Linked DNA regions of Mus musculus: all the other regions are linked to region 3. A link is a loop called in an ENCODE intact Hi-C map of the cell type or tissue named here. Cell type or tissue: left cerebral cortex. All regions are shown on one strand.

The links. Hi-C counts contacts between places; a loop is a spot of excess contacts. Peaks named below come from ENCODE experiments on the same cell type or tissue, not always from the same donor. Only the 100,000 strongest peaks of a DNase experiment are listed, where the experiment ranks them.
Region 1: a loop joins it to region 3, with 3 times the contacts of the local background. A loop is called at or near these places in 4 of 42 quality-filtered maps.
Region 2: a loop joins it to region 3, with 2.3 times the contacts of the local background. A loop is called at or near these places in 3 of 42 quality-filtered maps.
Region 4: a loop joins it to region 3, with 2.6 times the contacts of the local background. A loop is called at or near these places in 5 of 42 quality-filtered maps.

Annotation. Positions count from the first base shown.
Region 1 is chr3:103,054,054-103,062,053 of GRCm38, forward strand. It overlaps Csde1 (cold shock domain containing E1, RNA binding), which reads left to right. Exons shown (of 19, transcript NM_001161854.2): 16 at 602-780; 17 at 1,296-1,459; 18 at 2,292-2,424; 19 at 2,833-4,133. The coding sequence ends at 2,880. It overlaps Nras (neuroblastoma ras oncogene), which reads left to right and starts at 4,232. Exons shown (of 7, transcript NM_010937.2): 1 at 4,232-4,387; 2 at 4,852-4,979; 3 at 6,148-6,326. The coding sequence starts at 4,869. In left cerebral cortex, a CTCF peak has its summit at 4,318; a DNase peak (open chromatin) is centred at 4,251; H3K4me3 peaks cover 1,496 bases; H3K27ac peaks cover 707 bases.
Region 2 is chr3:103,276,196-103,284,195 of GRCm38, forward strand. It overlaps Trim33 (tripartite motif-containing 33), which reads left to right and starts at 3,098. Exons shown (of 20, transcript NM_053170.3): 1 at 3,098-4,251. The coding sequence starts at 3,684. In left cerebral cortex, no CTCF peak of the experiment used is centred here; DNase peaks (open chromatin) are centred at 2,601, 3,225, 3,459, 4,292 and 1 more place; H3K4me3 peaks cover 2,851 bases; H3K27ac peaks cover 2,267 bases.
Region 3 is chr3:103,329,107-103,337,106 of GRCm38, forward strand. Trim33 (tripartite motif-containing 33) reads left to right here. Exons shown (of 20, transcript NM_053170.3): 9 at 1-206; 10 at 974-1,138; 11 at 2,504-2,701. Among named protein-coding and RNA genes, the nearest start is that of Trim33, 54 kb to the left of the region's middle. In left cerebral cortex, no CTCF peak of the experiment used is centred here; DNase peaks (open chromatin) are centred at 3,820 and 6,434.
Region 4 is chr3:103,031,354-103,039,353 of GRCm38, forward strand. It overlaps Csde1 (cold shock domain containing E1, RNA binding), which reads left to right. Exons shown (of 19, transcript NM_001161854.2): 3 at 7,339-7,537. The coding sequence starts at 7,339. Among named protein-coding and RNA genes, the nearest start is that of Csde1, 15 kb to the left of the region's middle. In left cerebral cortex, no CTCF peak of the experiment used is centred here; no DNase peak of the experiment used is centred here.

The sequences.
Region 1 (8,000 bases), 280 kb before region 3:
AAAATTATGAATCATAGAGATGTATAATAAATGACTATACCTCTTAACAAGTTAGTCTGCTGAAATTATTTCAGACATTTGGGCCCTGCATGTTTTAGGAGCTGAAAATTTGAAGGAAAAAAAAAGTTACCTCTGATTCTGAGGTAGTTTACTATAAGCATTTCCACCTCTGAAGCTTGTTAATGCATTGTGAATCAACGAGCATTGCTTACTACCTATCTCTTGCATTCGTCTCTGGGTCACTTTTTTGCTGTTACAGTGAAGAGTGGCGGTGGAGCAGATGAGAAGAGAGCCTGGTTTATAGCCCTGAACTCTTAAGGAGTCTGAATCATAACAACAAAAAAATCCTTTTATCTGTATCTGTTTGCCTGTGTTTTGCTAGATTGCCACCTGGGTTTTTTTTATTTTTGTTTGTTTAGTTTTGTTTTTGGCTGGTTGTTTCATAATGCATTTTAGAAGTTAGTGTTAGGATTTGTCCTTGTTTTGTTGCTTGTTTCCATGTTAATCTTTAAGGTAAAACTTTTAAGTTTAAAGAAAATAATAAGGTAACAAAATGTATTTCTAGTGTGTATATTTAGATTTTGTACTGTTTTGCTTACAGGGGATATGAAAGGTGAAGTGTATCCTTTTGGCATAGTTGGGATGGCCAACAAAGGGGATTGCCTACAGAAAGGGGAGAGTGTCAAGTTCCAGTTGTGTGTACTTGGCCAAAATGCACAAACTATGGCCTACAACATCACACCCCTTCGTAGGGCTACTGTGGAGTGTGTGAAAGATCAGGTAATTAAGTGCTATGTCTCTGGATGTGCAGTCTGTCCTGAACTTGGTCAGGGAAAGTCATCAGCCAATATTTACTTGCTTGCTTGCTTGCTTACTTGTTTATTTTTAAGACATGGTTTCTCTATGCTGTTTTGGCTGATCTGGAATTCACCCTCTTGAGTACTGGCATTTAAACTTTCATGGATGTCTCAGTTTTTTAGACTTTATTGCTTTGGGACAAGGGATAAAGTAACAACATTAGTGAGGAGAAAATAAGTGTGATTATTAATAATGTCACTTGGTGGGGATTGTCTTAGTCATGCTTAGAATAGAATGAATGGCAGTTGTTTCAGAGGTATGACTTTCCTGATGAATTCTATCATACACCAGCTGAATTTAGCTCATCATTAGTAATGCCATGTTTTCTAAGTCCTTTCTAATTAGGGTTAGCATTATCTTTCAAAGTGAATTGCTCTTCCTTTCTGTGGTATGTGTTCTCCATTGTAAATTTTGTTTTGTGTGTGCTCTTTTTCCAGTTTGGCTTTATTAACTATGAAGTAGGAGATAGCAAGAAGCTCTTTTTCCATGTGAAAGAAGTTCAGGATGGCGTTGAGCTACAGGCAGGAGATGAGGTGGAATTCTCAGTGATCCTTAATCAGCGCACTGGGAAGTGCAGTGCCTGTAATGTCTGGCGAGTCTGGTGAGTTTCTATGGTTTATTATGGTTGGAAATAACTGCTCTGAGTTCATCCCTCACTCATTCATGCATTCTGTGCTTTCTTTGCCACTCTCCTCTGGCTGGGTTTAGTAGGAACTATTTTACACTTCTATCTCTATCTAATTTTGTCTTTTTCTGCTAGTCATTGCTTTGTTTGAGATAGGTCTCAGTTTTATATCCGTGACTTACCTTACTTTCAGCTTGCTGCCATGTGCCACCATATCTATTTTTCTATCTCTGGTATTTATTGTCTGGCTTTGAGTCCTATAACCCTGACCTGAGAAACACTTAGGTACTATGATGCGTTAGCACTGTGTGTGCTGTAGCTTAAATACTAAACGGTTATATGATCCTTGTACTTAAGAGTTTAGCTTATTGGCTCGCTCTTTCTGTCTACTCACTTTTAGACTTTGTGCTGCTGAAATGTTTGAGATAGGTCTCAGTTTTATACCTTAGTCATTCTAACTTATGCTATTAGGTTTTTAATCTCAACATTGTTCCTTTAAGAGATAGGAATCTAGACCTATTTCTTCATATTTGGCTTTTTTTCAAGATTTTTTTTTTTTAACATCTTTTACCTTGTTTTGTGTATCTGGAATTAGTCTCTCTGTTGACAAGTCTAGGATTCTTTATAGCTCCAATGCTGTTGAAACTCTGAGCTGGGAAGTATATATAAACTTGTCTGTCTTGTCTTGCTAGCTAAGATGAGGCAAGAAGAGTCTCCCTCATTAAAAGTGAGTCATTTGGGTAGGGAACATACAACTGCTTGCCTTCTTCCCAGCAATTGTTGGTTCTTCTCACTTTCACTCTTACAGTGAAGGCCCCAAAGCTGTTGCAGCTCCTCGACCTGACCGGTTGGTCAATCGCCTAAAGAACATCACCCTGGATGATGCCAGTGCTCCACGTCTAATGGTTCTTCGTCAGCCAAGGGGACCAGATAACTCAATGGTATGATTTCATTAGGGATGTGAGGGAGGTCAACTAATAATCTTACTTGAGCTTAAAGAAGTTAGTGAAGCAAGCAAGGGTTGCTTATCACTAATTTGGACTCCCTAACACATTAATTCAGACCCTAATAGAGTAGATGCTTTCTATAAGAAGCACTTCTTTCCGTTTTGAGATAGGGTCTCATATGTAGATTAGAGTGGCCTTGAACTCCCCACTCTCTGCTTTGCCCATGGTAGGATAACTGATTACACCAAGAAGTGCATTTCTTGGTATATTCTATTTAATAAGTTTCTTACTCTTAGGAGAGAATTGGTAGTGGATATGATAAATACTTTCATAGTTGATTTTAGAATTGTATGTTGTGATTGTCAATACACTCAAATCATTAACTGTTATATTTCTTCATAGGGATTTGGTGCAGAAAGAAAGATCCGTCAAGCTGGTGTCATTGACTAACCACGTCCACAAAGCACATCATTAATTCACTATGGTCGAGTTGGGGGGATTCTGGTGAAGGGTTCTGAATATCTTTCTCTTCATCCCTCCCAAAATCTGGAATACTTATTCTATTGAGCTATTACACCAGTTTTAACACCTTCCTCGTGTTATGTTTAAAGAAAAAAATAAATAAATTTAAGAAACCATTTTAAAATTATGCACAGTTGCAGCCTGGAAAACTTAAAGGTGGCGCCTTATAGTGTCAATTTAGGAGCTTTATTTGGTGCATTTAACGCAACTGGTAATTGCAAATTCCACTTGGCCTGTGTAAGTGAACAATGCAGACTGTTACTTTGTTGGCCCTATGAAATTCTGCACTCTAGTCAGTATATACTCTACCTTCATGACTTAACACTCAGCTGCATTCTTTTCCTATTTTTTCCCTGTTCATTATGCTTTAATTCTGAGGACCATATGAAGGTAGAATATATTACCTTTAAAAATTGCAAAAATTTATATAGCAAACGATATTCTTAAGTTGATGGCCAAATGTTAAAATGTTATTTTCATATCATTTATAATCTTGTCACAATCCACTTAACGAAGTTTGATTACATTTCAGTGAAAATTATCTTCCCGAGTAGTTTTTTTTTTTTTTTCTTCCTGGGATGGGGGGGGTAAATAACTTTACTACAATTAGTATGTGTGGTGCAGAATTTCATGCAAATGAAGTGTGCCAGCAGTGTGATAATTTAAACATATTTAAACAAAAGACGAATGCACAAAATTGCTGCTGCTTAGATCACTGCAGCTTCTAGGACCCAGTTTCTTTTACTGATTTAAAAACAAAATGAACAAAAAAATAATAATAATAAAAAAGTTGTGCCTGAAATGAATCCTGTTTTTTTTAATAAATAGCCCCGTGGTTCCAGTGCCCTGTTCAATACAGGCACTTGATCCTTGGTGTAGCTTCTGTTCAACTTTGTATCACGGGAACGGATTGGCCTGATTTCTCGGCCTTCATCTTGAATTGGCCCCAAACAGGGTCCCTGGCAAGTGGAGTGAAGGCTTTTTGTCTAACAATGACAAGGGTCAGCTCAGGGGTTGTCGGGGAGGGCGCTTTCATCTTCCCCGTTGTCATTTGAGGTTTTGAACTCTGGGTAAAGAGGCCGTTTATCTTTGTAAACACAAAACATTTTTGCTTTCTCCGGTTTTATGTTAATGGCGAAAGAATGGAAGCGAATAAAGTTTTACTGATTTTTGAGACACTAGCACCTAGCGCTTTCATTATTGAAATGGGGGCGGGGCGGGGCTGGACTGGGTGCGGCCGGCTGCAAGACTCTAGTCGTCGGCCCACGTGGCTGGGGCGGGGACTGGGGCGCCTTGGGCGCCTAGTGATTACGTAGCGGGTGGGGCCGGAAGTGCCGCTCCCTGGCGGGGGCTGTTCATGGCGGTTTCGGGGTCTCCAACAGCTTCTCAGGTTGAAGTCCAAAAGCCTCCCGAGGCGGGGTCTGCGGAGTTTGAGGTAAAGCTCCGGCCTGCCTGGCGTCGGACTTCTCAGCGTGTGAACGCCTGGCGGGGCGGGGAGACGCGGAGACTTGGCGAGCTGAAACAAAGGCTTGGGTGGGGGACTCTGGCTGGCTCTGGGGTGATTTTCGGAGCCGGAAAGGGGAGTTTCGGGAAGTGGTTGTGCCAGGCGGACCCCAGAGCTTGGGTTTGCAGGAATTGGAAGAGGGGGGTTCTTTTCCCGTAAACTGAGGGCGGGGCCGAGTAGATTGAAAAAATAGTCGCTGGTCTTTAATCCAATAATCTGGCCCGCACTCATCTGCAAGGAATGCTATGTTTCTGAATCACTTTGAGAACTTAGTGGAAGGCCACGTGTATCGAATGGGTGCCTTAGAAACAGAAGAGTTTGGTAAACTCATAGAAGCCCTTGAAGTATTGTAGGTTTGGTTTGCCAGTTTAATCGTAATTGCTGCTTTTCTACAGGTTTTTGCTGGTGTGAAATGACTGAGTACAAACTGGTGGTGGTTGGAGCAGGTGGTGTTGGGAAAAGCGCCTTGACGATCCAGCTAATCCAGAACCACTTTGTGGATGAATATGATCCCACCATAGAGGTGAGGCCCAGCCCCTGCCTGGCCCTTATCCTCACTTTGGGCTTTCTCTTGCCCATAACGGCTCTTTGAAAGTAAAGAGAAGAGAAAGCAAGGAGGTATTCCAAAAAAGCAGTAAACAAGTTCGTGCTTACTGAGGATTTCCTTTTAAAAGAACACAGTTTTCATTGTTTCTTTATGTCACAGCTCTTTAATAGAAACGTAGGTCACAAGGAAAAAGATTGTAGGCGATCATACAGTGAGGATAGAGAACTCAGAGCTCTGGATAGTCTGAAGTTGTCATTTTTGATCTAGTCCAGATTGAGTTGGGGTAGAAACAAGTTGAGATTTTGAGTCATTGTATCTAGGAATTTCTTCACAATTTAGTTACGGATATTGAGGAAAATCACCTAAATCCTTACAAGTCTCATATTTCTATATGACGTTAAATTTCTATCACTTCCCTGGGATTAATGGTGCAGGTATGTATAAGTCCAATTTGTAAGCATTCAAGAGGCTGAGGGAGGAGGTTTCAATTTCTAGGCTTGCCTGAACTACTTACTGAGGCCCTGTTTACAAAAACCAAATATTTTTTTCATGTGTAAACCTGTTCTAACACACAGGAATGTTAGTTAAATTCAGATGTCTACACAGGTTACATTTTAATATATTCATGAAACAAAATATAAGCACATTTCCAAAACCACAGATAAGGTCTTCTAAGTTTGGACTATTATATAATAAAAATAAGAATTTGGCCATAAATCCATACTAGATGTTTCTGGTTTTGTTATTTTTTATTAGTGGTTTTGTTTTCTTTGGTTTTTTGTTTTTGTTGTTGTTGTTGTTATTGTTTGTTTGTTTTTTGTTTTTGTCTTAACCTCATAACTCAGGCTGGTTTTGTTTTTGTTTTGTTTTTTTTTGAAACAGGGTCTCACTGCACTACCCTGGCTGGCCTGAGACTTGAACTCACAGATATAAATTCACCTGCCCTTATGTCATGTGTGCATGCATGCGTGTGATTATGTATGTGTATGTTTGTTTGCTATTCATGCTACTGTTAGCGGGTTGAGGGTAAATCACATAGGTAGGCGTATTCATCCTGGTTAATTACATTTCTCTGGTTTTAAATAAAGATTGAGCCTGTCCTTGTCCCCCCCACCACCACCTCCTCACTCTTTCATATTCCCAGGATTCTTACCGAAAGCAAGTGGTGATTGATGGTGAGACCTGCCTGCTGGACATACTGGACACAGCTGGACAAGAGGAGTACAGTGCCATGAGAGACCAGTACATGAGGACAGGCGAAGGGTTCCTCTGTGTATTTGCCATCAATAATAGCAAATCATTTGCAGATATTAACCTCTACAGGTACTGGGGATATTTTCTGAAACAAAAAATTTGTATGTGCTCTGAAACTATACTAAAGTATATGGACTTAGGAAACATACAACTTTTTAACATTTTGGTGATATTGTTTTGTTTTGTTTTGTTTTGTGGAGGCCAGAACAAGTGCAACAGCAGATATGTGCCATGGGAGGCAGAAGACAGCTAATAAAAGCTCCCTCCTTAGGGCCTGGGCATCTTGGCTTAGTTAGCAGGCGCCTTTGCCCATGGACCATCTTTAAACCCCAAATATTAAAAAGAATCTGCTAGGCAGTGATGGTGCACACCTTTAATCCCAGCACTCAGGAGGCAAAGGCAGGCGGATTTCTAAGTTCGAGGCCAGCCTGGTTTACAGAGTGAGTTCCAGGACAGACAGGGCTACACAGAGAAACCCTGTCTCAAAAAACAAAAGAAAGAAAAAGAGAAGAATCTGATTTTCACTGAGTGTGTGGTGTACTGTCACGGTACTACTCGGGAAATGGGGTCTGCTACAGAGTAACAGTAAGACTTCTCAGAGAACTGGTGAGTTTCAGAGCTATTTGGGCCCTAAGGATTTTAGTACAACATTCTTACTCATTTTACATTTTTGAGACAGGATGTTGCTATGTATCCCAGACTTACCTTGAATTTAGCACTTGGCCTCAGCCTTCCAAGTGCTAACTTTATAGGTATATGCCAACACTCCCAGCCAATATTCTGAGTTCAGAGGTGTTAGATTTTCAGAGTTGTTGTGATTTTTCTGTTTGTTTGTTTAAGTTTGGTCTGGTTTTAAAGACAGGGTTTCTTTGTGTGGCCTGGAACTCTTTGATCAGGCTAGCCTTGAACTCACAGAGCTCCACCTGCCTCTGCCTCTGCCTCCCCAGTTCTGGGATTAAAGGCATGCACCACCACTGCCCATCCATATAGCAGAGGTAGACCCCCAAAACACTGGGTCTCTCTCTCTTACAGCAGCATTCTATCTTTAGTCACTGTCAAAGTTAAAACATGGCTCTGTTATTAATTAGCTAAGTAACTTTAGGACAAAATACTAAATCTGTGTGTCTCTGTGTTTCTGAATTTATTATAAGAATACCTCCATCAGCCGGGCGTAGTGGCGCACGAGGTGTTGGCAGACTTACAAAGTATACACAATGGGTCAGACACTGTTCTGAATATGTATGAATTTGTTTACTCTTGGCAACTTTATGGGGGAGGTATTCTTTTTTAAGAAGATTTAGTTTTATTTCTGGGTACGCGTTGTTTTGCTATGTCTATGCACACATGGGCCTGGTGCTCAAGGAGGCCAGAGGAGGGTTCCAGATGCCTTAGAACTGGAGTTATAGATGTCTGGGGCCCTGTGTGGGTACTAGCAATTGAACCTGGGTCACCTGAAAGAGTAGACAGTGTTCTTAATCCCTGAGCCATCTCTCCAGCCTTGAGGGAGGTTTTTTTTTTTGGTTTTTTTGTTTTTTTAATTTTTTGAGACAGGTTTTCTCTGTAAAGCCCTGGCTGTCCTGGAACTCACTCTGTAGGCCAGGCTAGCCTCAAACTCAGAAATCTGCCTGCTTCTGCCTCCTGAGTGCTGGGATTAAAGGCATGCACCACCACACCCGGCTAGAATTTTCTTAGTGTTACGTATCTTAAGTTATTTAGAATCCATAAGCTCTACTTTCTGTACTT
Region 2 (8,000 bases), 53 kb before region 3:
CAAAGGGACACGTGGAGACTTTGAGCCTGTTTTCCACTGGCCTTTGCTCTCCATGCTTTTTTTACCTAGACCTGGCAACTTTCAAAAATTATAACAGACTTTTGAAATTTTGTGGCTTTACTCAGCAAAGCACTGAGCCTAAGGCTGGTACTGGGAGCCCCTGACACAGCCCGTAGCATGGAAACTACATGTTCATGTGGCAGGAGGATAATCAGGAGAGGCTCACGTCATGAAAGCCAAGGAAATGATCCTGGAAAGGGAGAGGGCAACAGTGATATGTGGCCTTGAGAAGAAATGAAGGTTTGGAATCAGACAGGCAGGTCGAATGCAAAAATATGGATATAAATTACAAGGCTGGTGAAACCCTGGTGGTAGAGTGGTATGAGTGGAAATCTGGGCAGACTGGATTTAGGAATAAGTGGAGTATGACAAAATAGAAATATCTTTAGAGACACACATGAAAGAACTGAAAGTCAATTTTATTTATATTTAGATAAAAATACATCAAGGCTATTTGTTTTTTTTTTTTAAATTAGGGTTCCTTTTTCTCAACATCCTCTTTAACACTTGTTTTCAGTTTTCTTGATGATTGCCATTTTAACTGGGGTAAAATGGTATCTCAAAATAGTTTATTTGCATTTCCCTGATGACTATGGAAGTTGAACATTTTTGAAAAATAGTCATTGGCAATTTATTTGCATTTCTTTCTTTCTTTCCTTCTTTTTTTTTTTTTTTCTTTTAAAGTGTCTATTCATTAGCTCGTTTGGTGACTGGCCATTTTAGTTGCTTGGTATTTATTTTTCTCAGTGTTTGGTAAAGTCTGGATAGTAGCCCCTTGTCCGAGCATTTTTCTCAGTGTTTGGTAAAGTCTGGATAGTAGCCCCTTGTCCGAGCTGTAACCGGTAAAGCTTTCCCCCTGTTCTGTGCACTGTCTCTGTGCTCTACTGACAGTTCCTTTGCTGTGGAGAAACTTTTCAATTACATGTAGTCTCTCCATCTGGTGACATTTGTGGCTAGCTCTGTGTTATTGTTCCGTTCAGAAAATTCTTGTCTAGCCTAATGATTATTTAATAGCCTAAGATATTGAATTTGTATTATCAAAAACCTTTACAATGGCCGTACTATGTGGATCAGCAATTCCATTTTTAAAAATACTCCGAACAGAGACATGTAAAGGATGGCCATAATGCTAATCATAGTATTTTAATAAAATATTACAAACTACCTTATTGTTTAGCAATAGATAGCCAATGCATTATAATATATTTATATAATATTAAAAATCTACTTATTATTTAAGCTAGTATATATTTTATTAATTGCAAAAGTTAGGGATGCCGGGCATGGTGGCGCACGCCTTTAATCCCAGCACTTGGGAAGCAGAGGCAGGCAGATTTCTGAGTTTGAGGCCAACCTGGTCTACAGAGTGAGTTCCAGGACAGCCAGGGCTACAGAGAAAACCTGTCTTGAAAAACCAAAGCCAAAAACAAAACCAAAACAACAACAACAGCAACAACAAAAAGTTAGGGATATGTCTGAAAGCACTTTGTAAATTGGAAATTTCTGCTTATGTACTGTTGTATTTATTACTGGAATACCAATGTCCTCCTCCGTGGTCCTGGAAATACAGAAAAGCTGGTAGATAATGATTAGATGCAGAAATCCTGTTCTCTTTGATACTTGTGGTTTTTGAACTTAGTGACAAAGCATATGGAAGTTAATGTGTTCTTTGCATACCTTTGCACACCTCAGTGACATACTTCCTCCTGATACTTTCAAGCCGTTCTGCTCCCAGGTGACCAACCATTTAAATAAATGAAACTATGGAGGCCATTCTTTGTTTTTGTTTTTTCTTTTGGTTATTTTGAGACAGGGTTTCTCTGTGTAGTCCTGGCTGTCCTGGAACTCACTTTGTAGACCAGGCTGGCCTCGAACTCAGAAATCCACCTGCCTCTGCCTCCTGAGTGCTGGGATTAAAGGCGTGGGCCACCAGGCCTGGCCACATGGAGGCCATTTTTATTCAAACGACCACAAGTGTTATCTCCTATTTTTCCTTTCCTTGTTGAAGCCATTCCTCTCACACTAATTCCAGGGTCTCTGTTTGCCTTAGGCCCTTTGTTTTTTGCCACCTGCTCCTGTCTGGAATACTCTTGTGCAAGCCAGGTTTCTTCACCTTATCAGCAGAGCCCTTGCTCAATCAGCACAAATCCTTTACACTCGCCTTATTTTTACTCCAAAGCATTTATCATTTCCCCCGACATACTCTCCATGTTCATCCTCTAAACTGTCAACTTCTTGAAGGCAGAGAGTTTCTTTGTTCTCCTGCAGGAACCCCAACGTTTCTATCTTAACACGAAAGTCAGAAGAGATTTTGAAGGAATTGATGAAAAACGCTTTTCTGTGAATTTAAAAACTCACCCAAATAAATTTCCTGTATAACTACGGTCTAGGACGGGCTTGTGAGACTCACATTAAAACAGCTGTTGCACTTACATCATTTCCCCTCCCCCATTTCTTTTTGGAGGCAAGGTCTCCCTATGAAGCCTGATGCTTAAGCTGGCCAGGAACTCAGCAGTCTCCCTGCAGGTGACTACAGGTGGGCACTATATCAAGTTACACTTGTTCTGGCAGCACTGGCTAAATGAAGGTCTGATGGCAGCCTGAGGCGGAGAGGCCCGATACCAACAAAACAAAACCCTTTCATAAAGCTTCTAAGATTGAGGTGGTGAGGACAGTCAGCTGGCCCACCCGGGGACGCCGAGTGAGATTCTCGGGATATAATATTGGTTAGAAACATGGTCTCCCAAACTGGCACATCAGCCGCAGGGACTTTTCAACATTCATCTGGTTTTCAACTTCCTGATTCTGTTTTGGGGTGTGGCCCTGGCATCTCTGTTTAGAAAAAAGCTCATTTGATTGGCTTTCAGGTATGTAGCAACGTTGGAGAATCACCTTAAGAAGCTAAAAATAGCTATTAGAAGACTTCTGTCTCACCGCAGGAGCCTATATCTGGAGACTTTTGGGGTGTGTGTGTACGTGGTGGGGGGAACTCTGCGCAGCCGCTCTCGGGTGTCACAGCCCTCTAGAGAACGCGGTCCAGCAACACCCAGCGAAGACCCAGGTGGTCCGCACCTCCTCGGTAGGAGGCCTCCGCGACCAAGCGCGCGACAGGTGAAGCTTCCGCGGTGGCGCGCCCGTCGCTGGGGATGGCGTCGCCGTGGAGACGCTCGCTCGGGGGCGAACGCAAGCCGGCCTCCTACTCCTGCATGTTTTCCCTCCCTTCTTCCCGCACCACCGCGGCTTCGGCGCTAGCAGCCACATCATAGAGACCCAGTTCCACCAGCTCCTACCGAGCTACACAACTCCAGCCGGGTGGCAACAGACCACACCGAGGCGCGGAGCTGCATCGCGGTCTGTCCCGCGAGCGCGCGCGGCCGGAGTTCCCGCCTCCCTCCGGAGGACGTCGGTGCGTACGTGCGCGTGCCCACCCCTCCCGCCCCGCGACGCGAGGGCGGGGGCGCCGCGTGCGCGCGCGCTCTCGTGCGTTCGCTCGCTCGCTCGCTCGCTACTTCGCTCGCTCTCGGCGGCCGCTCTTGCTGTGGCTGCGGCTGAGGCTGGGGGCGGCGGCGGCGGCGCGAGCGGCGGGCGGCGCGGGGCGGTCCGGCGGGTTCAAAGAGGAAAACATGGCGGAAAACAAAGGCGGCGGTGAGGCAGAGAGTGGCGGCGGGGGCAGCGGTAGCGCGCCGGTAACCGCCGGGGCCGCCGGGCCCACGGCGCAGGAGGCGGAGCCGCCTCTCGCCGCGGTGCTGGTGGAGGAGGAGGAGGAGGAAGGCGGCAGGGCTGGCGCGGAGGGCGGTGCGGCTGGGCCCGACGACGGGGGGGTGGCCGCGGCCTCCTCAAGCTCGGCCCCGGCCGCCTCGGTCCCCGCGGCCTCAGTGGGCTCCGCGGTCCCCGGAGGCGCGGCATCGACGCCGGCTCCAGCTGCTGCCCCAGCCCCGGCCCCGGCCCCGGCCCCGGCCCCGGCCCCCGCTCCCGCCCCGGCTCCTGGTTCCTCGTCGGGGCCACCTCTCGGACCACCAGCCTCGCTTCTGGACACCTGCGCGGTGTGTCAGCAGAGCTTGCAGAGCCGGCGCGAGGCGGAGCCCAAGCTGCTCCCCTGCCTGCACTCCTTCTGCCTGCGCTGTCTGCCGGAGCCGGAGCGCCAGCTCAGCGTGCCCATCCCTGGGGGCAGCAACGGTGACGTCCAGCAAGGTGAGCAGCAGGCCGCACCCGGGAGAATCTGGTGTGGCGGCTTGGGGTGCCGAGGGTGCTCGGACGGTGCAGTGCAGAGAGGTCTCCGAGACGAAAGCTACGGCCCCGGGGACGGTTACCAGAGAAGCTGCACCGCCGGAGATATGGGGAGAGAGAAGGGAGGGGTGCCGGCTGCGAGGGGCTGGGGGAGGGGATGCTGAGAGGGAGGTTTGAGGCGCTTCTGCAGAGGGTGGACTAAAGAGACAGAAAAGGGGTGTACCGAACCCTCCGTGAGAAGTGAGTTGGGGTGGGAAGGCCTGGTCCGACAGTGTTGATAGCTAGGGGTTGGAATGGATTGCTTATTGGCCTGTTCGGTTAAGAGAAAGAGCTACCGATTAAATGGTAATAAAAGACATTGGAGTCCTTGGGTTAGAAGAAGGCACTAGGGTGACATTGCGATGAGGAGCTTGGTAAGTGATATTAGTTGTGAGGGGCCTGCGTGGTTAAGGGGAAATCCTGGGATTTGAGGATGAAGAGAGGAACTTGGAAGGGAAGAGTGTCAGGGAGAGTTGGGCTTATGTTATTTCATTTGTTATGCATTAATAGCTCAAGTATTCAGGGCACTGTGCTAGAACTGAATAAAATGCTCAGTGAGGACTCCTTCAGTCCAGTAGTGGAACCCTGTGTCACCTGAAGCAGTAGAGGTGTGGGTATCATGGTTGTGGCATTAGAAGGAAGGCCTGGCTGGAAAGCTTGAGTGACCACTTCGCGGGGGCGGACAGTATTCCCAGCACAGGACACTTTCTACAACTCTAACTAAAGGATGGTATGTAAGATGACTGGAAGTTAGATTGGATTAATTGGCTACATAGTTAAGGAAGTCCATCCTTCCAGTTTCTGGAAACTGTGTTTGGATTTGAGATGCCATATTGGATTTTTCTGTTTCCTAGAAAGATCTCTTGTGTAGTACTCTAGCAGGGTACTACATGCCCATTATGAAAGTGTTTCTATATAGAAATTAAATAAATATACTATGGGTAGATAACATCCTACAACTAATAGGCGTTCTGATGAGCTTGCTAAAAGGTTTATATTTCAAAGCTTTTTTATTTTTTAAAGATTTATTTATTTATTATATGTAAGTACACTGTAGCTGTCTTCAGACACTCCAGAAGAGGGGGTCAGATCTTGTTACAGATGGTTGTGAGCCACCATGTGGTTGCTGGGATTTGAACTCTGGACCTTCAGAAGAGCAGTCGGGTGCTCTTACCCACTGAGCCATCTCACCAGCCCTATTTCAAAGCTTTTGAATTAATTTTGGAACTTCAGGGAAGGGATTGTGGACTGTCCTAAAGGGTTGTTTGGTATTTATCCTGTAGACCAGAGGACCTTCCTGAAGGGTCTCTTTTATCCTAGGCTATAGGGTGACCTTGAACTTTTAATTCTATTGCTTTTGTCTAACTTCAGGGAGTACAGCCATTCATTCACCACAACTTCTGGATTTATGCAGTGCTGCTGATGGAATGGGGAGTGGGGACTTCATGGTCAGTTGAACTAGCCCAACTCTGGAAGAGTTTTTATATCAAGAGGAAAAATAATCATGTCTTGATCCAGAAAATATGGCTTAGCGCATTTGGAGGAATGAGGAGAGGCATGACTGCAGGTGGGAAGACCGGTTAGGAGAACTTTTGCCAATTCTAGGGAAGAAAATGTGTGGACTGGGCAGTAAAGACCTGTAGTAGCTGTTACACAGGGCACATTTGATAGTAGGGTGGGTGTTAGCTTTTTGAGAAATGGCTGATTTTGGGCTTTCCCCTAGGTCCATTTCCTACTTAGGTTTTGGACAGATGAATTATTTCATAATTTATTTTTTCCTCATTTGTAAAATAGGGACAGAAGTAGTACACTATAGGGTTGAGAATATGAAGTGAAAGAAAATATAAAGTGACTGGTACATGGTAGTTGCTAACAAAATAAATGGCAGGCAGTTTATTACCAGTAACTGAGTGTAAGTGGCCATAGAAATGGAGATGGAGGAGAGCACCATTGCTAGATGATTTCCAGGTTTCTTGTTTGGTGGGTTGTACCTCTGTTTAAATGAGGAATCTCAGGCACATAGTCAGGTATTGGTGATGGAAGAAGGAAGGATATTGCGGTTTTGAACGTGACAGGCAATAATGTTAAGAATAAAATTTCTTTTTTTGTTTTTGTTTTAGAGTTAATCTCTCATTGTAGTCATGGCTGTCCTGAAACTCAATCTGTAGACTAAGCTGACCTTAAACTCAGAGAACCTCCTTCCTCTTTTCCTGAGTCTTGGGATTAAAGGCGTGAACTCCCACTGCTCAACCGAGAGTAAAGTTCTGAGCTGTGTGCTGACATATACCTATGATCCCACCACTTAGGCTGGAGCGTGAGCATTGCTGTTGAGTTTAAAGCCAACCTGATTTGCATGCACACAGAATCTGTCTTCACATAACAACAGATATATCAAAAATTGAATTTTGGCTGATGGAGATACTAAATAATAGGTTTAAAGGGGATAACTGCATATGCCCTTAAGAGCATAGTAAGACACATGAGGTTCAGTGTTCTTGTGGAAGCCTGTTACATTAAGTGGGAACTGAAGAAGCAACTGTATCTGAGTGATTAGCTGAGAAACTGACCTTACAACATTGGCTCTCTGAAATTTGTGCAGGAATCTATAAATTCCCTCAGTTCTCCTCCCCCTTTTTTTGTTTTTGTTTTTGTTCTTTTGTCGAGACAGGGTTTTTCTGTGTAGCTCTGGCTGTCCTGGAACTCACTCTGTAGACCAGGCTGGCCTTGAACTCAGAAATCCGCCTGCCTCTGCCTCCCGAGCGCTGGGATTAAAGGCGTGCGCCACCACACGCGGCTCCCCCCCCTCCCCCCCGTGCTTTTTAAAGATTTATTTTTTATTATATGTAAGTACAGTGTAGCTGTCTTAAGACACACCAGAAGAGGGAGTCAGATTTCATTAGGGATGGTTGTGAGCCACCATGTGGTTACTGGGATTTGAACTCAGGACCTTCAGAAGAGTAGTCAGTGCTCTTAACTGCTGAGCCATCTCTCCAGCACCCCTCTCCCCTTTGTATTTTAACTAAATTAAGTGGATGGGAATAAACACAATCATTTCTAAGTAATGGTGTTTTTTTGAAGAGTATCTAAAACAAATTGAGTATGGAATCAGCCATTATTTTTAGTCAAGCAGTCTAGAAGATACTTTGTCAGGAGTAGCTCTAATATGCACCCTTTGCATTTCAGAACACAGTTGAAATCTAATTTTATACTTAATCATCACTATTTCCTATTAGAGTATTGTAGAATATGTTTTCAATAAATAGCTTTTGAACAAATAAGGATCATCTAGAGCAGTGATTCTCAGCCTCCCTAATGCAGTGACCCGTTACTACAGTTTCTCAGGCTGTGGTGACCCTAACCATAAAATTACTATTTTTTAAAATGATTTACTTAAACTGGAACTAGAGTTGTTGACAATGTGAGCTGCCATGCTGTGGGTGCTGGGAATTGAACCATGGTCTTCTAGAAGAGCAGTCAGTGTTTTTAACTTCTGAGCCATCTCTCCAGCCTCCCAAAATAATTTTTGTTGCTATTTCATAACTAATATTGTTTCTGTTGTGAATCATATAAATATTTTTGAAGATAGAGGTTTGCCAAAGCGGTCACCATCCATAGGTTGAGAACCACTGATCTAGAGTGACTGGAGAAATGGCTTGATTAAGAACATTGTACCT
Region 3 (8,000 bases):
CAGGGACAAACCACATTAGTAAAACCCCTGGACAGATTAATTTAGCACAGCTTCGACTCCAGCACATGCAGCAACAAGTGTATGCACAGAAACATCAGCAGTTACAACAGATGAGACTGCAGCAACCACCAGCTCCTATACCAACAACAACAGCAACAACCCAGCAGCATCCTAGGCAAGCAGCCCCACAGATGTTACAACAACAGGTAAGCATTGTGCTCTTCCATTAATGATAGAAATTGAGATGACCACAAATCTACACTTACTTCTTTGCACATGAATTACACAATATGAGTTACTAGGTGAAGTTCAAAGGTCAGAAATTTGGGGGAAGTTTAAAGAATAAAGGTGTTAAGATCATGGGAAGCAGTGACATTTTGCCTCTTGATATGTTATATACCCCCCCCCCCCATTTGTGTGACCCAGATTGTTTCTAAGCTTTGATGCGTTAGGCATTGGCTGAAATTACTCTTTTCTTTGATGTTGTTTATATGCTGCTTCACAATCAATATTGTTAGCTCCGCACGAGATGAGTTAATGTCGACCTCCATTTCCTTCCCGCACTCCCACCTAGAAAAGGTAGATAGGAAAAATTTGGAGTTACTTTTTATAGTAATTATCAGTTCTGTAAGTATTGGGTTTGGAAAGAGAATATGACCTAATAGTGTACCCTTAATACTACTTAATATTTATACCCTTCTGTTCTAACTGAATTACTGTTACCTTAACATTTTATGATTTGAACAATAAATTTGTAGAAATATCAGCTGGGCATGGTGGAGTTTGCCTTTAATCCCAGCACTTGGGAGGCATAGGCAAGTGGATCTCTGAGGTTGAGAATAGCCTGGTCTTCATAGTGAGTTCCAGGACAGCCATGGCTACAAAGAGAAACCCTGTCTCAAAAAGCCAAAAGAAAAAAGAAAAAAAAAAAAAAGGAACTACTATATGAATTAAAATGTCTGCTTTTTTACAGCCTCCAAGATTGATCAGTGTGCAAACAATGCAAAGAGGCAACATGAACTGTGGAGCATTTCAAGCCCATCAAATGAGACTGGCTCAGAATGCTGCCAGAATACCAGGGATCCCCAGGCACAGTGCCCCTCAGTATTCCATGATGCAGCCACATCTCCAAAGACAAGTATGCCTAGAGTTACATTTGTAAGAATCATACAATTTTAAAACTAAAAGATCATTTTTTATAATTAGAGTTGTTGATGAGGGTCTTTGATATTTATGATAGTTTGATATTCTACATATATCTGTTTGCCCAAAAAAATGTACATTCACATGAAAATTTGTCTCTTTAAACTTACAATATGGATTAAGATACTCTGTTTATCTAAGCTCATTGCCTAGAGTGAAAAACAAGTCAAGGAACATTTGATTTACCTTTAGTCACAAATGATAATTCTGAAAATCAAAGTTAGAGTTTTCCTGATACAGTTAGTATGCTTTTTAACATGACATTTTGATCTTGATAACAAAGAATTCTTTAATAAGGTTATCTGTGTGTGTATGTCTGTGTTTTTATATATTTTCTTTTCTATACTCAGGTGTTATTTGTTTTAGATATGCCTAATCTTATAAATTACTGTGGGTTAGGGTGTAGGTCTGTTGTAAAATGGTTGAAATTCTGGGATTGATCCATTACTGCCAAGAAACTCCCAAGATGTTTCTGATGACGATGATGATGATCTCAGGTTGAGTGGCTTTGATTGTCATTCCAGTGCTAGAGAGGTAGAGGCAGGAGATCAGAAGTTCAAGGTTATCCTTAGCTTTATAGAAAATTCAAGGTCAGCCTAGGCTATAGTAGATTTTGTCTCAAAAGCCAATTATATAGGGTGGAGAAATGGTGATTAATGCGCTTGTTACTCTCCAGAGAGCCACATATGGTTCCAAGGACTTATCTGGCAGCTCAGAAATATTTCCAAAAGACCTTAAATATGTATGACCTTAATCCTTGTAATAGTTCTCTTAATGAAATCAGAATGGAATCATTTATCCATAATTCAGGGTTACTATGTAAGATTATGTCACTGTTTAGGACTGTATAATAGTAGAGCTAGAAATCAATGTCATAATTCCTTTCTGAAACTCATGAATTTCTACCATATCAAGTTACATTTTGTAGTTCTTTTTTAATTGGCTAAAAGACTAAAGAATCAGAGAGGAATATGTTCAGAACTGTGCTTTCTGTGTCCTGCTATTTGCAAACTTGGTGGCTTTCACATCTTCATACATCCTTATTCTGAAGATCATATCAGTAGGCTGACAGATTAACAATTATTTGCAAATCTGTTTTTCTTTAGATAGTACATAAAAACGAGTGAAAAATGAAGACTCGTTTAAACTGTTCTCTTGCATATGAGAGGCCCCCACTTTGTCAGTTGCAGGTACTTTTAGTTTGGAAAGTACACACTAAAAATAGTTACAATTGTTGCTAAGGTATGGTTCAGAGATACTGACAGAGCACATAATAAATAGTACCTTCTTTTTAAAACAGCATTCAAATCCAGGACATGCTGGACCGTTTCCTGTTGTATCAGCACACAACCCAATCAACCCAACAAGTCCCACCACAGCAACTATGGCAAATGCAAATCGAGGTCCCACCAGCCCGTCTGTTACAGCAATAGAATTAATACCCTCAGTCACCAATCCAGAAAACCTTCCATCGTTGCCAGATATCCCACCTATACAGGTCTGTATTTAAGCTAAGCAAGTCAGTTAAAATCTCATTTTAATTGAAGAAGATGTGTGTTTCAGATTTTGTTTAGTTTCAGGACCCATATTTCCTTGATCCTACTGAAGAGTAAAGGATACACATGTAAAATTTAGAGTTACTGTGCCTGAAACAATAATATTCATGTTAAGAGTATCTAAACACGTACAATAATAGACCAGTATTAGCTTTGTTGATATGCTAAGTCTCCACACTTTTTAGCACATTCCAAAGGTAGGCCTCAGTCAAATAATACGTATTATAAGAATTTGTAGCCTAAAAGAGACCCAGGACCAAAATGGGTTCTCATCTTTTTTTCTTTTTTTTTTTTTTTCCCCTCTGAGACAGGGTTTCTGTAGCCCTGGCTGTCCTGGAACTCACTTTTGTAGACCAGGCTGGCCTCGAACTCAGAAATCCGCCTGCCTCTGCCTCCCGAGTGCCGGGATTAAAGGCGTTATGCTGCCATGCCCGGCTGTGCTGGGGAGGGGGTGTTTCTCATCTTTTATTACTCTTATTTTTTTATCCATAGGTTAGGAGAGTCCACTCATATAAAGCACTTGGGTAGAGAATGGCTGTGTTTAAATATCAGGCACTTTGGAATGAATACTGAAAGGGAAGAAGTAATGATGAAGAAGAGAATGAATTGCAAAGTGCTTCTGAGGTTTCTCATTTCTTACAGTTGAGACATTTTCCTAATAATATGTGTCTTCCATGTCTTTTGACATTTCCAGTTTACTTGAATTAATATTATGTTCTTAAATATAAATAAAGTCTTGAGGATTCTGTTATTTTCCCTTAGTAGAGTTGGAGGTCTCCATGGCAGCAAAGAACAGTAAAGTTGCTAAAATAGTAGGACAGTCTTGTTTTGTTTTGCTGAGGTAGGTTTTTACATATCCCTGGCTGGCTGTATAGTCACTGAGGTCCTCTTTCCTCTTTCTGCCTCCTGAGATACGATAGAAGCCATGTGCCACCAAGACTTGCCTTTGTGAGAGCTTTTTTTTTTTTTTTTAAAGATTTTATTTTATTTTATGTATATGAGTACCTTGTTGCTGTCTTCAGACACACCAGAACAGGGCGTTGGATTCCATTACAGATGGTTGTGAGTCATCATGTGGTTGCTGGGGATTGAACTCAGGACCTCTGGAAGAACAGTCAGTGCTCTTAACCACTGAGCCATCTCTCCAGCCCCCGTGAGAGCTTTAAATGATGTTTTTATAGCTTAAGAGTTATTTGAAACCACTGACTTCTGTGATTCTTCTACTCTATTACAGTTTCTTGATATTTTTCTCCTCTCTTTTTGTTAAGGGAATGGTAACAGTGCTGAGAGTATTAGACTATAGAATAGAATAGAAGAATTGTTGAAATGTAAGTTAAGTTATATTTGTAAGTTACCTTATAATTAGCAAATTGCTTTCTTGAGCAACGTGTTTTGATGCTTGAAATCACTTGATAGAATATGTAATATTGCTATTTATAAGGAAAAAGTGGTGAGTCATTTTCTTATGCATGTGTTAATTGGAAGTTGATTCATACTGTTGCTTATAAATTTACACTCTTCGTTATCTATAGCAACACCAAAAAGATGGTTAGAGATTACCTGAAAAGTTAGTTCTGTCGTAGTTTCTAGTATGTTTGCCAGTTTGTTCTGCTATCACCTCTAATTCTCCGTGTTTTCATGGTTTCAAAAATATAACATTGGCTTCATTTCCTATTTTCTTTTATTCTGACTCCTGTGTCATACTCTGAACTTTTTTTTTTTTTTTTTGGTACATAAAATATGTGACCTTTTATGCCTGCACTTTCTTCACTTAGTCTATAGGTATGTCTATTATAACTTAATTATTTCTATGGCTGCATAATATTTCATTGTATAGAGTTCTCTTTCTTTTTTCTTCTTTTGAAGAAAGGGACTTGAAGTGTAGTCTGGTCTAGAGTCCACTGTGTAGCTCAGGCTGGCTCAGACTAATTTTGTACTTCACGCTCACATGGTAGGATTAAAGGCAGGCACCCCAAGCCTGTTTCTGACTTTGTATCTATGGTGATAGTGCTGAGAGTCTTAGACTGTACTATGTGTCTTCATGTATTAGTTGATGGCTATTTCAATTTCTACTTTTTGCCTGTAAGGAAATAATAGTAATACAAGCTTCTCTCTATAATAGTGGTTCTCCCCCTTCTACCCTTTAAAACACCTCCTCATGTTGTGCTGACCCCCAAACATAACTGAAATTTTGCTAGTTATGAATTTTAATTTAAATACCTGATATCCAGAATATCTGATAGGCAACCATTATGAAATGTCATTTAATCCCCAAAGGGCTCTCGGCCCACAGTTTGAGAACCACTGGTCTATAACCAATTTTTGTGTGTAAGTTATTTCTCTAAGATAAAGGTAAAAATATACCTGAATAGGACAAAACAAATGGACAAGAAAACAAAACAAAACAAAACAAGAACCAAGGAATAAACACAAATACGTACAGATGGAGAGGCACGCATAGTCACACCTTTTTTTTTGTTTTAAAAACAAAAACAAAACTCAGACAAAACATGATATCAAAAAAGAATAAAATAATCCTCCAAAAATACCATACCATTGTGTTGGCCATCTACTGATGGGCATGGGACTTCCCTTCGTATGGTATTCCCTGCTGCTATAGCCTAGACAGTAAGTATTTTTTTAACAGAAAATTTTGGGTGAGGCATGTGGCTCAATGGTATAGTCCTTATGTAGCATGTTCAAGGAACCGACCTCCTTCCCTCCCTTCCTCTCTCCCTCCTTCCCTAAGACAGATCCTCAATTTATAGCCCTGGCTGACCTGGAACTCACCATGTGAGCTAAGTTGTCCTCCCCATTCAGACTCACTTGCCTCTGCCCCCTAAGTTCTGGGAATAAAGGCACTATCATACCAGGTTATAAAGTTGTCGTACAAGGACTAAAAAATAGCAACAAAAAATATAGTAAATACATATACACATGTCAATATCAGTTATTATTTTCATGATCAGATTTTATGTTCTGTGTACAATTGTTGAACTTTCACATAATTTGTTCTATGGCAGGTTTATGTAATCGGCAACATCGCAGGCATGAATGATGGCTTTGTGTTGTGAGTAGCATCATTAAGCAATAGAATAGAAGAATAGTTTTAAAAGCCCAGAACAGTCATGTGTTCTAAAACACTACTTTGGTCTGTGGCAATCCCATTTATAATGATATTCCAATAAATTATGTAATGGAGCTGAAATTTCATTAAGATTTCACATAGAAAATCCAGCATTATAAATCAAATTAAATAAATAGTACAAATAGTAAGTTTGATACAAAATATAAATTTCCGTATTTTACACAATCTAGAAAATAATTGTACTTAAGTACATGAAAAAGCTGTGTGGTTTGGTTGGTCGGCATAATGATTTTGTATTAGATGTAAAAATAGTATCAGCACTGGTTTGAAAATATAAAAAGGCATTACTAATAGATAGTAAAGTACAGGAGAGAGGCAAAATGGAGTTGGTTAGGAATTACTAACTGTTTTATATAGCCTTCTTACTAAGAAGCTGTTATCTTGGTAATTAAGATAGCTAGAAATAATAAAGTGAGGATATAAAAATTACTGTGCATGATATGTGTGTGTATGCACACCATACAGTTACATGGGAGCCAGAGGTGGTGTCACATTTCTCTTCCCCCATCTTTGTGTGGGTTCTGGGAAGTAAAAGGAGAGTGTGCAACACGGGCTTCTGCTGGCTGAGCCTCTTGGTGGTGCTAAAGTGAAACTCCCTGAAAAAAATTACAGTTTGCTTTCATGAGGAAGTAATAGGAGGTAGTAAATTGAAGCCAGAATGCTTCACACTTTAATGTTTCCTATAAACTCTTTCAGTGGTGTGAATGTGTGTACCTCTCCATCTGTATATGTTTCTTAAGGTTTTTTTCTTGGTTCTCTTTTGTTTGTTTTTTTTTTTCTTGGTTCTCTTTTGTTTGTTTTCTTGTCCATTTGTTTTGTCCTATTCAGGTTTATTTTTATCTTAGAGAAATAACTTACACACAAAAAACCTTATAGACCAGTGGTCCTCAACTTCTGGGCCATCTATTTAATTAGAGAACAAAGTTAGAGGTAGAGAATATTAAAGGTAGGTATTGAAGGAGTTGAGTAGGGTTAACCATTTTCCCTATTTGTTTTGATGTGGTATGCAGCACTCTCTCTGGGGCTGGTTCCCTATGTTTTCAGCACCCTCATGGTAGCTAACCACTGCCTATAGCTCTGCTTTCAGACATCCAGTGCCTTCCTCTGACCTCTGCAGGCACACACACACATGCTGTATATAAACACCGGCAAAGCACTCACACATGCTAAAGTAAATCTCTATGAAGTAAAGACAGTAAAAAAGAGCTCCATCTTCAGTGATTATTGCTAGTTAACTTGAGAGTTACAGCTTGAGTATTCTGTAGTAGAGCTTACAAATGGATGCTTAACCAGGATCTGTGAGCAAAGGATATATAGTCAGAACTACCATTACTTTTTAGTCTGATTATTTCAGCTTCTAACCTTCAGCCTCACTTGTCACTGGCTTGAGATGTTTTTGTTTTTTGTTTTTTTTTTGTTTTTATTTTTGTTTTTTTGAATGGGAAATTGTCATTTTTGCTTTTGAAGAGGATCCTACCCTGTCTGTAGTTTTTACCTGCTCCATTTTAGTTTCCAGTTCTGCTTTGGTTTATATTCCCTTTTTTCCAAAATGCAGTTTTGTCTTAAGTGAAAAAAAGATAGGTTTACATTAGATATACTTTGACCTACGTCTGAAGAACAGGTTGAAACAGTGAGCAAGTGTGGGAATAAACAGAAGATTAGCTAGTAATAAATAATAAGTTGACAGTTTCTTAGGAATAGTGTGGGTTTTCAGATACTCTGAACACTTAGTGTCTTTTTACTTCTCATGTAAATACTTTCTCACATAAGCATCACATTCTGCGGGAAGATGGCTTATTTTAAGACAGGAATCTGATGTTTTGTTTGTTTGTTGGGTGTGTGTGTGGGGGGGGGGTGTTTCAAAATTGCCCTGTTTTATCCTCTGATGTTATCCTACTGCCTCTAAGATTAAATGAGTTCAGATTTTATGGCTTTTTCTTTCCTGTGTGTACAGGGATGTACCTTTGTCAAGCTGAATGCTGATAAGGTTAAAGTTGGGGTTTGACATATATTTCTCCTTGTGTGAATGGTGGGATGATAAAATAGGAAGGGAGGGAGACTGAGGACAAAGGTCTCCAACAATTTTGAGAAAA
Region 4 (8,000 bases), 300 kb before region 3:
ATGTGTGCTTCTAGTCTCAATTTCTTGGTGGGCTGAGAGGCAGGACTTGAGCCCACAACTTGAAGACAGTATGGGTAACAGCAAGACTGTATCTTAAGGATGCTAGATGGTTGTGTGAAAGTTTTCCATATTTATTTCACAGATATGAATTACAGAGATGGATATAGAGTAAAAATTTCATTTGCTACAGCTTGATCTAATCTTTGTATTCTGAATATTGCTGTATGAACAGTTTTCAGTATATAAGATGAATATACCCTGTGTACTCCTAACTTCTGAAAAGTGGGTTATATGCACATAGTTGTAAACCATACAATTGAAGTAGAAGATCTTGACTCTAAGGCCAGAGATCTAATGTTGTGATTGTAAAGTTGTAAAATGCTTAAATGAAAGAAGTTTCCTATTAAGGAAGCATTGGTAATGTAATAGAATCCCTGAGTGGTGTTAGTTTGTTTTCATTTTTAGGTTAGCATACAAAGAAGCAATGGGTTTCATTATTCATTTCTATTCATTTCCATTCATATACGTGGTTATAGTTTGGAAACCCTAGTTTTAAAGGGGAATACACACACACATACGTGTGTGTGTGTGTGTGTGTAAAATTTATACAAGTAGTACATAGATGAGAATGTGTAAATATAGAGGGATAGGGAGAAACAAAAGGCTTGGGAAGAGATTTAGTGGCTTGAGAAAGTACACATGAATTAGTTTGAGTCATTTAATTAAAACAGTTTAAAGATGACAAAATAAAAATGTAGAAAATCCTAGGGGGTTGTTTGTTTTTCTGAAGGTAATTTTTATTTTCGAGTTTATAGCAGTAGTATCGAGAGAAAACTGAAGCTTTTAATGGGTGACAGGATAACTTGCTAACTATAAGGGACATGGCAATAACATAAATGGAGACCCATGTTCTAAAACTAAAGGCACTGTTCCCAAAGTCAGGGTAGGAACCAATGAATTTAACAGACTGGTTTTTAGGAAGGTCTCCAGGTATATGTTCCAGATTCTGTTGTGCCCTGTTTTTGTCTTTTGGTTTTTTGTTTTGTTTTGAATCTTTTTTTTTTAAGTTTTATTTATTTTATGTGTATACACTGTAGCTGTCTTAATGTACACCAGAAGAGGGCATCAGGTCCCATTACAAATGGTTGTGAGCCCCACCATGTGGTTGCTGGGAATTGAACTCAGGACCTCTGGAAGAGCAGTCAGTGCTCTTACCTGCTGAGCCACCTCTCCAGCCTGTGCCCTGTTTTTCTTAAAGCTCTAATAATAAGCAGTTATACTAAGTAGATACTTTTTTTTTCATATAGAGGCATGTTTTTAATTGATAACTCACTCTCTTCATACAATACTGCACAAGTTAAGGATGTATTAACAATTCTATTTAAGATACAAACTCATCAATATTCATATAAAACTTAGTTGGTACATCTTGGTGGTAGGTACTTTAGTAAATAGCAGGAATATTAATTAAACTCAGCTGTATGAGACTCGATCTTCCACAAAAGAATTCCCATGTTACTTAAGATATCCAACCCAAGTCAATCAAGACCACTTAAAGAAAAACTTGAGATCCAGGTATGGGTAGCACATGCCTCAGAAAGTTGAAGCAAGAGGATTGTGCATTCAGGGCTGGCCTGTAGTAGTATACAGCAAAACCATGGCTCAAAAAAAACTGGTAATAAAAACATTTTTAAAAATTAAGCAGTTTCAGCCAGGCGAGGTGGCACACGCCTTTAATCCCAGCACTCGGGAGGCAGAGGCAGGCGGATTTCTGAGTTCGAGGCCAGCCTGGTCTACAAAGTGAGGTCCAGGACAGCCAGGGCTATACAGAGAACCCCTGTCTCGAAAAAAACAAAAAAAAAAAGAAATTAAGCAGTTTCACTTAGGAACCAGAAAACATGCATCCTGGCAACTCTAGATACTTAATCTAAATTTTTTATGTGAAGGACACCTTGAACTATCCCAACATCCTAATATGGGTATGAATTCAGAACAATAAAAGACTATAAACGTTTTAGCAATTTAAGCTTGATCTGTGCAAGTTAACCAGCACAGGGCACTTGAGGGAGATGAAGTGATGGTGTAGGGGTTAAGTCTGTTCGCAGCTACTTCCAGAGGGCCCAATTTAGGTGCTCATAGATCTTGACTGCACAGGAAACAAAATGTTTGTGGCATACCCACCCACAAACACAAATAGAATTTTTATTTATTTATTTATTTTTGGTTTTTCGAGACAGGGTTTCTCTGTATAGCCCTGGCTGTCCTAAAACTCACTCTGTAGACCAGGCTGGCCTCAAACTCAGAAATCCACCTGCCTCTGCCTCCCAAGTGCTGGGATTAAAGGTGTGACTTAAAACAATAGGTTACAGTGTTTTGTTGGTTGGGTTGTTGTTGTTGTTGCTGCTGCTGCAACTTCTTTTTAAGACAGGTCCCAGCCCAGGCTGTTCTCTAACAGTAAAGGGTGTTCTTGAGCTCATCCTCTTGCATCTACCTCCCAAGTCCTTGGGTTACAGACACGCGGTCTTTTTTGGGCTTTTGTTATTTTGTTGTAGGGGTGGGTAGTGAGGGTTGGAATATTTCCCTAATGTGCTGTATTAATAAATTGAGTAAAGGGTGTGTGCTTAAGTTACACAGTTACTAAAAACTTTAGTGTGCCTAATAGGGAAATAATCACTGTTCTGCTTTAATCAAAATACTATAAAAATGGTGAAATACACTTTAGTAATAGTTATTGCAAATCTATGCCGAAAACAATCGTAAGAACAACTACTGAGTTTAGGAAGCTGAGAGGAGAGCCAATGTGGAGGAGCACATCTGTACTCCTAGCACATAGGAGGCTGGGGCAGAAAGGTTCAGGAGATCAGGATCATCCTCCACAGCTTATTTCAAAGTCTGCCTGATTGAATAATAAACCAGCATGGGTTAGGAGTGTGAACCATGCCAGGTATGGTGGCACATGTCTTTAAGCACTCAAGACAGGCAGACTGGAGAGAAAGGGGGGATTTCTTTCTACAATGTATCAGGAATGGAAATTTTGGAAATGAATGATGGTGGCCGGTTAGGGTTACAGCTTTCTGGGTCTGTCTGTTCATTGTAAAATCCATGTAGTGGGCTGGAGAGATGTCTCAGCAGTTAAGAGCACTGGCTGCTCTTCCAGAGGACCTGAGTTCAATTCCCAGCAACCACATGGTGGCTCACAACCATCTGTAATGGGATCTGATGCCCTCTTCTGGGGTGTCTGAAGACAGCTACACTGTACTCACATATATAAAATAAATAAATTAATTCTTTTAAAAAAAATCCATGTAGTAAGACTAAGATCTAAACATGAAGAAATAGGACTTTGACATTCCTGATCTAAGTCAGTAACCTAGAATAATGGTCCTCAAATCAATTTGATTATATTACATGTCAGTGAGACGTTTATAAAACTGTTTTATAAATGCATAATTACACTTTGGTTGCCTTGGAAAGAGTGCTAACAAATGAACAGAAAATAAAAATAAACAGTATTATGGAAACAGGTTACCTGTTAATATAGGTTTGTGTCCTCTTCACCAGTATGGTGTGTATACTTAGTTTGTTTTGTTTGTGGGTGAGTTTTTGTTTGATTGAATCTCTTGTTTCTAAGCCTTTTTGGTAATCAGGTCTTCAAAGGGTTTTTTTGTTGTTGTTTTTTTAAATCAACTCTTTACTTTCTAAGTGCTGGGATTACAAGTGCTTACTTGAAGTATTTGTTTTGTTTTGGAGCAGTGCTTCTCAACCTTCCTTCTTAATGTTTAATACCCTTTAATATAATACCTCATGTTGTGGTGACCTCCAACCATAAAAATCTTTTTTTTAATTTATTTTTTCAATCTTTTTGGTTTTTCGAGACAGGGTTTCTCTGTGTAGCCCTGGCTGTCCTGGAACTTACTCTGTAGACCAGGCTGGCCTCGAACTCAAAAATCCACCTGCCTCTGCCTCCCAAGTGCTGGAATTAAAGGCCTGCGCCACCACTGCCCAGCTATAAGATTATTTTCATTGTTACTTCATAACTATAATTTTGCTGCTGTTGATCATAATGTAAATGTCTGTTTTGGGGTAGTCTTAGACCCCTGTGAAAGAGTCATTCTTGAAACCCCTCTCCCCCAAGGGGTCACAACCCACAGGTTGAGAACTGATGTGTTGGAGGATTGTTTTTGTTGTGCTGTTTTCTCCTGTTTTGTAAAACAGGATTTTATTATAGTACTTGCTGGCCCCCAACTCAGTAATACGCCTGCTTTAGCCTCTCAAATGCTAGGATTATACACGTGAGCTATCATGCTTGACTTTTTATTTTTCCTTTGTTTTGTTTTAAACTTCATCCTATTATAAATTATCTCAGGGGCATTATTTATGGAGTGTGTTTTAATGTTTCTAATATAAGTCCGGCTTATACATTAGATCTTATTAAATAGTCATGTCTTTCATAATGAGGTTGAATAGTTAGTTCTGGGAATAAACGTGTTGATGTCCATGTGCTTTGCTTGTGCTTTGCTTGCCTTCCATATATATACATTTCTTTCTGCTGACAGTGCCTCTGCTATGGAGTCGAGCCTAGATAACTAAATGTGTAGGGCCATTCATTCGAGTATATTTCAACTATAGTATACTGAGAACAAATGAATAAGAAAGAGACTTCACTGTCAACTTAGTGAGTTTGCAGTTTAATTTTCAGTAATATTAAGTTATATAAGAAGTATATTTGATATATCAGTTTAGTGAGATATAAGCTACATTTATATAGCTCATATTCATATCATATAGTAATATTCATAGAAACTAATTTTTATCTTGGGCAGAACCATAAATGCAGTATTCTATTTTCCATTGGGCTATAATTGATAATAGATTCTGTTTACTGTTTGGAAATTGAAAAGAAATTTGGAACAGTGGTCTCCTTATTAGCCACTAAAGTTCTTTTTTTGTTTTGTTTTTTGAGACAGGGTTTCTCTGTATAGCCCTGGCTGTCCTGGAACTTGCTCTGTAGACCGGGCTGGCCTCTTAACACAGAGATCTGCCTGCCTCTGCCTCCACCAATGAGGGATGAAAAGCATGTGCTAGCATTGTGCCACTAGTGTTCTTAAGACGTTTGTAAAGTTCCTTATAACACAGGACTGTTTAATGTATCTGAGAGAACCTTTCAGTTGGACGTTTATTTACTCTTGTACTTGTTAAACATTATGCTATGTTGTCACAGCTGCTTGACATGGAGAACATGCTTACCGTGTCATCAGATCCTCAGCCCACTCCTGCAGCCCCTCCTTCACTTTCTTTACCTTTATCTTCATCATCTACCTCATCCTGGACAAAAAAACAAAAGAGGACCCCCACATATCAGAGATCTGTAAGTCAGGAAAGGAGTGATTCAGTTTGTCTTGCATTGTGTTACACGCATGGCTTATGGGGGCCACGTCGTCTGGTTGAAGTGCCAGTAGGCTCAATTTATAGCTTCCTAATCATTTCTTTGACTTTGACTTTTGAAAGATTAACTTTCGGACCCTGCTGTTGTAAAAATGTCTTAAAGAGTGAAGAAGCATTGCTTGCCTTAGATCTTGTTGGAAGAGGAGAGTTTATACCCTTATCTTCACTGAATCTGACTCTGCTGTTTTAATTAAATTGTCAAGTGGCTTTAGTTGGAGAATTTAAAGCCAGTTGTGTGGAGGTGGACCTCGTTTGAGTTGTCTATCAGTGAATTTCGGCCAGTGGTTGTTTTCTACATGGTAAAATGGGCATAGTGTATTGTTTTTGTGAAAATTAGGTTAATACATTTCAGAACAGTGGCTAATACAAAGGAAATAGAACCCAATTACTAACGGGTGTGCATTGATTTGCATATTTTGGACATCCCATGTATTAGTGTATTATTTAACGGTTTATCTTTTTTTTCCCTTTAATATAGGGTTTCTCTCAGTAGCTCTGCCTCTTATGGAATTTACTCTGTAGAGTAGGGTGGCTTGGACCTCTCTCAGATCCACCTGCCCCTGTCTCCTCAATGCTGGGATTAAAGGCTTGTTCCACCACCACCTTACTTAACCATTTATTTTTCAAGAATTTTGGTCCTTGGGACTGGAGAGATGGCTCAGTGGTTAAGAGTGCTGGCTGCTCTTCCAAGGACCCAGGTTTGATTCTCAATACCTAGCAGCTCGCACCTGTCTGTGACTCTGGTTCCAGCAGATCCACTGCTGGACTCCGGCCTTTATGGAGAGTAAGCAGTATGTGATACACAGACATACATGTAGACGAAACTCCCATCATTCACATAATAAAGAATATTGGTCATTGAAGATATATCTTTTTTAATAATTGCCCAACATTTCATGGAGCTAGAAATGTTTATGTCATAATTTCAATGCAAGGGACTTTTAAAGTTAATGTAAAGACTTAGAGCTAGTGCTTCTGTGGTAAATTACTCAGCCTTTTTTGGATGCTTATTCCATCTTATGCTTCTTTTTTATTTTTCTTAGGATTAATTTATTTTATGTATATGGGTACATTGTAGCTATCTTCAGACACACCAGAGAAGGGTTTCAGATCCCATTACAGGCGGTTATGAAGCCACCATATGGTTGCTGGGAATTGAACTCAGTACCTTTGGAAAAGCAGTCAGTGCTCTTAACCGCTGAGACATCTCTCTAGCCCCTTAGCTTCTTTCAAACTTAACAAATAATTCATTTTTATGATTTATGAAATCACCAAAGTAAAAAAGTATTTGACCTAAACAGATTGCATTGTATTGTATTGTATTGTATTTCAGTAACTCCTTTTTCACTGAAGAGAATGTTTCATTTGCTTTATTATATAGCTCAGAATTGATCATTGAAACAGATGACATTAGAGATATCAGTGTTTTCTTAGCAAGAAAAAGGTTTTGAATGTCCTTAGAAATTAACTAAACATTGTTAGACAACTCTATGGCTAGGAATTTGTATTGGAGATATTTTTGACTCATAATTTTCAAATTTTTTTCCCTCATAATTTTCAATTTTTTCCCTAAGGACTTGAGTGTGTGTTGTGCTACAATTTTTAAATTTGAATTAAATATTGAATAAGACATTTATTGTGTTAATTTCTGCTAACTTTATGAATTTAATCTGCATGACTTACCAAATAGTATTAAGATATTTTCTTAATCTGGTAATTCTAGGTTACTAGTTTTTATATTAACCACTATTATTTTAAAATTGCTTCAGTAATTTAAAGTTAATGTTAAGAACTTTCACTAAGTGTTGTTTTACCTAGTGTTAGTATTGTTTGGGGTTTTTTTTTGTTTTGTATACATAGATCTATATATATTGACTTTTTTTTTTTAAACAGATGAGCTTTGATCCAAACCTTCTCCACAACAATGGACACAATGGGTACCCCAATGGTACTTCAGCAGCACTTCGTGAAACTGGGGTTATTGAAAAACTCTTGACCTCTTACGGATTCATTCAGTGTTCAGAACGGCAAGCTAGACTTTTCTTCCACTGTTCACAATATAATGGCAACCTCCAAGACTTAAAAGTAGGAGGTAATCTGTCAGCTCACTTTTGAACTTTCTACTGTGTGTCTGCTTGTTCCTGATAGGACTTTTCAGTCTGTTATAAGCCAGAAAAGATGAACATATTAGTTTTGCTTACTACTGAAATATGTGCCCTAATTTTTACTATGGCAATGTCATTTTGAGATCTGAAAAACTTAACTGGTAAAAAGATATATTTGAGGTTTGTTTTTTTTTTTTCTTTAGATACTTAGAAGATTTAAAGGAATGAAATTATAAGATTTCTTAAACTAAAACAACAAAAAAAAATCCCAAGAGGCTAGAAAGATGCCACAGTAGTTTGAATACTTGATACTCTTGTATAGGACCTACGTTCAGTTCCTAGCACCAACCTCAGCGCATACATACTCAGTTGCAAGGCATCTGATGGCCTCTTCTGGCCTTTGTGGGCACCAGTCACCAAATGTTGTCTGCATACATACATACGAACAAA